Regions from separate parts of the Homo sapiens genome. Here region 2 is linked to region 1. A link is an interaction called in ENCODE POLR2A ChIA-PET data of the cell type or tissue named here. Cell type or tissue: B cell. All regions are shown on one strand. Each heading gives the region's core, and the rest is flanking DNA. Links, peaks and the distances in the headings are about the cores only. Region 1 has its middle 25 kb from the start of USP3. Region 2 overlaps LINC02568 (long intergenic non-protein coding RNA 2568).

Evidence for each region. ChIA-PET counts read pairs that join two places held together with the same protein. Peaks named below come from ENCODE experiments on the same cell type or tissue, not always from the same donor. Only the 100,000 strongest peaks of a DNase experiment are listed, where the experiment ranks them.
Region 2: POLR2A ChIA-PET joins it to region 1 with 6 read pairs; 2 of 35 experiments call an interaction of 5 or more read pairs at or near these places.

Annotation. Positions count from the first base shown.
Region 1 is chr15:63,478,444-63,481,357 of GRCh38, reverse strand. No RefSeq gene overlaps it. Among named protein-coding and RNA genes, the nearest start is that of USP3, 25 kb to the left of the region's middle. In B cell, for the core only: no CTCF peak of the experiment used is centred there; DNase peaks (open chromatin) are centred at 747 and 1,537; H3K4me3 peaks cover 1,486 bases; H3K27ac peaks cover 2,500 bases.
Region 2 is chr15:63,395,333-63,398,246 of GRCh38, reverse strand. It overlaps LINC02568 (long intergenic non-protein coding RNA 2568), which reads right to left. Exons shown (of 7, transcript NR_120375.1): 3 at 2,566-2,646. Among named protein-coding and RNA genes, the nearest start is that of LINC02568, 6.6 kb to the right of the region's middle. In B cell, for the core only: no CTCF peak of the experiment used is centred there; no DNase peak of the experiment used is centred there.

The sequences.
Region 1 (2,914 bases), core at 184-2,683:
GTACCCACCTCTCTGGGTTTGGCTGTTCTCAGCCACTTTCAGGGCAGAGATCTATCCTGAGAGGGCAATACTATGACTCATGTCACAAGTGACACAGCTCATTCCACATCATTAATTCTCCCATGTTTCTAGGGCTTACATTTTATCTCCTCATTGGGAAACTGTAGGGGAACCCCCCTCCCTCCCTCCCTCTCCTTCCTTCCTCCATTTACTCCCAGGCTCCCCTCAGACACTTGCACTCTGGGACTTGATTCAAAGCCAGTCATTTACCCCAGGCAGCAGCTATGAGAAACCAGGTAGACCCTCCAAGCAACGAGCTAAGAGAAACATCCCCAAACAACCAGAATGGGCCCTCGCACTGTGCCCTCCTCCTCTCAGACACCAGACAACGGTGGGCTCATCTGGGCTGCATTTAAGAGGCTGATGGCCCTGATCTGCAAGCCTGGTTTAGAACCTGCCCGTTCAATTTGGATTTGATTCTATTCAATTAGATTTAATTCCTTCCAACAATGAAGTATCAGGTGCTGGGCAAGACCAGTGTGTTTAAACCTCTGAGGCTCACCTCCCCAGAAAACAACTTTGTCAGTGACAATTCCAAAAGTGGAGTCTAGTTGAAAGGTATTTTAACTGGGACAAGGAATGGAAGGAGAGGGAACTGCAGGCTATATGGGTTTTGTCATGATTGAGGAATCGATCATGACTGCTCCTCCCACTGAGGCCTCCAAGCCTCACCAGGGAGATAGGGTATTCACATCAAACAGGCCAAGGCCACAGAGGGCTAGTCACCCCTCAGTGTAGTTTAGAAACCTGTGTGTGCTGCGGAGCAGGAGCAGGAAAACCAAGGGGAAAAAGAGCACATCATGAGAGGAGAAACAGTTAAAGCTGTCCCCTTTGATATCCTCCCTATTGGAAAATTCCAATTCTGACGTTCCAGTTCTTTTTTTTGAGACAGAGTTTCGCTCTTGTTGCCCAGGCTAGAGTGTACAATGGCGCGATCTCGGCTCACTGTAACCTCTGCCTCTCCAGTTCAAGTGACTTTCCTGCCTCAGCCTCCCAAGTAGCTGGGTTACAGGCATGCGCCACCACGCCCGGCTAATTTTTGTATTTTTAGTAGAGATGAGGGCTCACCATGTTGGTCAGGCTGGTCTCGAACTCCTGACCTCAGGTGATCCACCCTCCTCGGCTTCCCAAAGTGCTGGCATTATAGATGTGAGCCACCTCGCCCGGCCTCCAGTTCATTTTAAATACATTGAAAAATATATCCATCTATTTTGAGGGAGCAAGTCTGATCACAAGACAGTAGGGAGAGGTATCAAGGTGAGCGGGTGAGAATGAAACAAGTTACACTAATTAGTAAATTGCAGAAGACACTGTACATGTCAGCCAGACCTCTAAAGAGACAAAACAAGATCAAGACAAAAAACCCCAGCAGATTTGAAGAATGTTTACATTCTTGCAACCACAAATGGGAAGTGAGCTCAGGGCCCAGTGGGAGTTTAACAAAATAAAGTTCAAAGTGGAGGCTGCTCTGTGCATATTCCACCCCCTGGTTGCCCTGGCAATGAAACATCTGCCTTACAGTAATGAAATCATATTGAGAAGAAACCCACAAGCGCAAGAGAGCGTCTTTGCCTGCAGACTTGCTGTTGATGTTGCATCTGCCTGCAGCCACCACTGCTTTACTCACTGACAAGGTGCCTAGTGGGAAACCCCAGGAACCTAGGCCTGGGAGGTCTCAGGAGCTTCACCTCCTGGAGGCCTGCTCGAGGGGCTTGGCCTCAGAGACCTGCACTCAGGAGGGGTCAGAGACAGTAGAACTTGGGGTCCGCTCCCTGGCTAGCTAATTAATTCTTGAGCATGTCTTGGAGACGTCGCAGAGAAGGCAAAATGAGTAAGATGAGATCCCTGTTCTTGAGGGGCAGAGAAAGTAGAGGTGCAAATACACAATTAGTTGTGAGAGAAGGCCAAGTTGAGAGGGCAAACAGAGTCCTACAGAAACTCTTTTCTTCTTCATTATTCTTTTTCTTTTTTTTTTCAAGACAGAGTCTCACTCTGTCGCCCAGGCTGGAGTGCAATGGCGCGATCTTGGCTCACTACAACCTCTGCCTCCTATGTTCAAATGATTCTACTGCCTCAGCCTCCCGAGTAGCTGGGATTGCAGGCGTGCATTACCACATCCAGCTAATTTTTGTATTTTTAGTAGAGACCTGGTTTCACCATGTTGGCCAGGCTGGTCTTGAACTCCTGACGTCAAGTGATCTGCCCACCTCCGCCCCACAAAGTGTTGGGCTTACAGACAGCCGTCACACCCGGCCTTCTTTTTCTCATATAGAGGTCATGTTTTTATGGAAAGAAACTTAGCAAGGATGAAAATAAGCCAAAGGAAAAAATTAAAATCACTCCAAATCACATCAGCCAGAGAGAACCACCATTAACATGTTAACATTACCATTAAAGGTGTATCTTTTCGAATGTTTTCTTATGCAAATAGATGAACATGTTAAAATATATATTTGTTCTGTCTATATAAACATATTTTTTCTGAAACAAGATTATATTACATATAGGATTTTGCCCTTTGGCACCTAAAAATACACCATGAGTATATTTTCAGGGAGCACATATATACAACTGGCACCGACATATTTAATATCTGCACTGCTTCCATTATTTGACCTTAAAATAACTTAGCCAACCAAGGTGGAGAGATGGGAGGTTGCTGTCCTTTCCCTCAAGTCGAGTGACGGGGTTCCAATGGCAACACACACTGAGGTGCACAGAGCCCACGCTGGTGTCAGACCCCGCTTGAGAAATCTCAAGGGCATGCAGTCTGGCTGGTAGCTGATGGATAGGATAAAGGGCAGAAGCTGTGCCAGGATCAGCCACCACTCCCAGGATTGTCAGAGTCCAGGAT
Region 2 (2,914 bases), core at 301-2,800, 83 kb after region 1:
AAGACTACTTAACATGTAAAGATAACAATTCTCCCAAAATTAGTCTAAAAATTCAAGGCACTTTCAGTATAGTCCCAACAGAATTTTTTGAGGGAATAAAAAAAGCATATTCAAAATTTATATAGAAGAAAAAAACAAGGTCCACCATCAGTTGAGCCAATTTCAGAAAAAGAACAAAGAGGAATGACTTGCCCCAGTATACTCCAATGCTATATAATAAAACATTACGGCACTGTGGTGTAGAAGCATGGAAATAGAGTAAGGGTGAGAAAGTGTCAGAAATTCATAGGTATGCTTATGTGTTTTGTTGTATGTGCACCTGATGTATGAAAAACAAGTAAATGGGGAAAGGATGGGTTGCTTAGTAGACAGTGTAGGGAAGATTGGCTCACTACATGGAAAAAAATTAAGCTGCATTCCTAACACCATAAGCAAAGGTGAACTTCAGAAGAATTAAAGATATAAATGTGAAACACCACCCTACAAAACATAGATATGCATGTGTATGCATATATATACGTCAGAATATATTTATGACCTTAGAAGTGGGGAAGAATTTTTTTAAAAAACATTCAAAAAGTGTAACTGTATTCCCTGCCCCTCAAATTGATGACTATATCAAAATTAACAATAATGACGATGGCAGATATAGTTATCTAAATGAACAGACAGGTGATAGACTGAGAAAAAAATATTTGAGACTCCCAAGACCAGCAAGAGATTATTATACAGAATATATAAGAAAGTCCTACAAATCAATCAGAAAAAGAGAATACAACAGGAAAATGGGCAAGGATATGAATATGTGACTCACCCCAAAAAACCCACTGGTTTTGCTCAACCTCACTAGTTTTTTTGTTTTGTTTTGTTTTGTTTTGAGACAGAGTCTCACTCTGTTGCCCAGGCTGGAGTGCAGTGGCACGATCTCGGCTCACTGCAACCTCCGCCTCCTGGGTTAAAGTGATTCTCCTGCCTCAGCCTCCCGAGTAGCTGGGACTACAGATGCCCGCCACCACGCCCAACTAATTTTTGTATTTTTAGTAGAGACAGGGTTTCACCATGTTGGCCAGGATGGTCTTGATCTCCTGACCTCATGATCCACCCGCCTCAGCCTCCCAAAGTGAACCTCACTAGTTCTTAGATAAATGAAAATTAAAACAATAGCAAGACTAAGTCTTTTTACCCATGAGGTTGGAAAATTAGGAGACTGGATAATACCAAACTCTGGCAGGTTGTAAGGAAACAAAACGGAAAGGAAACAAACACTGTATTCTAGGGCATGTCAAAGATAGAGCCAGGCACCGGTTAAAGCAGCCAGGACAGGTTTTATTCAGGGACTACTGCAATAAGGAAAAAGAGTAGAGTGTGAACAGAGTACCTGATGCAAAGTACTGGAGACTATTTAAAGATTAAGGGAAAGGCACTGTGGGGTGTTAAGGGAGGGTTAGTCTATGTGATTGCGCCACCTGGATTTGTTCACTGGTGCTTATCCGAAGGATAAACACACTTCTCCTAAAGTAAGGCATCCATAGCAGTTAGGCCCTTATCCTCCTGGGAGAAGAGCTATAGCTCCCTGAATATCTGCATTTCAAAGAGAGGGCTCTCAGATCCTTGAGGAGACCGTTTTGGGTGGGAGATTTACATCTCAAAGGGCAAAGGAAAGATTTATAATTGCAAGCTTTCTAAAATAACTGCTCTAAGAGGGAGCTCAGGGGCTTATCTGCCTATCACCAGGTTTTGGCCAGAATAAACAGTAAATTCTCCTGGCAGCATTGAGCTTCCAGGCAAGCATTTTAAGGGAGGCTGGTATCATCCTAGGGACATGGTCTTAAGCTGCTAGAAGCCATGCTAGGGTTTGGTCAAGTCTCTTAGTGCAGGGGTTTGGACAGAGTCATTACGGGCAGAGAGTTCTGCAGTTCGCAGTCACAACCTAGACGTACTTTGTGAAAATAAATATGCATCAGCAATTCCACTCCTAGACATATGCTTCCGAGAAACTCTTACACAGGTCCTAAAGGATCACGGACAAAAACACTCACCTCACTGTAGTACTGGTAGCAGGGAGCTGGGGCATTTGCTAGGGGAATGGATAAGTAAATGCGGTAGGTAGGTTTAAAAACCAAACCACACAAAATAACATATTTTTGTTAAATATAGTGAACTGCAAATTTCTCTTCAAAGAATCAGCACGTCAGTAGTTTCAGCTCTCTTATTCTTTGATTCTCCATTTTAAAGTTTAACTTCCTGGTTCTCTTTGCCCACTTGCTTCTAGTTTAAGTAAACAACTTTCCCCGTAGTCCTAATCAGTAGTTCACATCTGTTCCCCTGGTCACCTGCTCCATCTTGACTCATTGTGGTCATCTTCTTTGACCTGAGTCACCCTTGGTCACCTTCTCTGACCTAAGTCACCTTTGGTTACCTGTTCCTAACTGTCCTTCCTGCCAAACTACTCACTCCGCCACTCTGACTCATACCCCTGCCCCTTTAAAATAGCCAATCAAAATTAGCTTAGACTGTGCGGTCCAACCCTAGCCAACAGGGGAACAACACAGCAGCAGGGCCTACCTGTGTCAGGAATCAGAACTCCTGCCCCTCCCCTGTCCAGGTGTGCTCTCGCCATTGTTCCATCTGTGATGAGCACCCTTTCTGCAGAAAGTAAAAATTGCTTTGCTGAGAGAATTAAATGTATGTTCGAGTGCTATTTCTTTGTGGCACCAGGGAACAAACATTTCTAACATTTTGTAAGTTCACATACATACCCAAGAATACATTATCACAATATCAGAGTGACAGCGTGTGGGAAGAAGGAGAATGGGTATCAGAAATGAAGGTGGGGGGGAAATCAAATAAATAAAACAAGAGCAACTCCTTACACGATGGATAATGAGTGAGCCCCATACTCCACTCACTACAG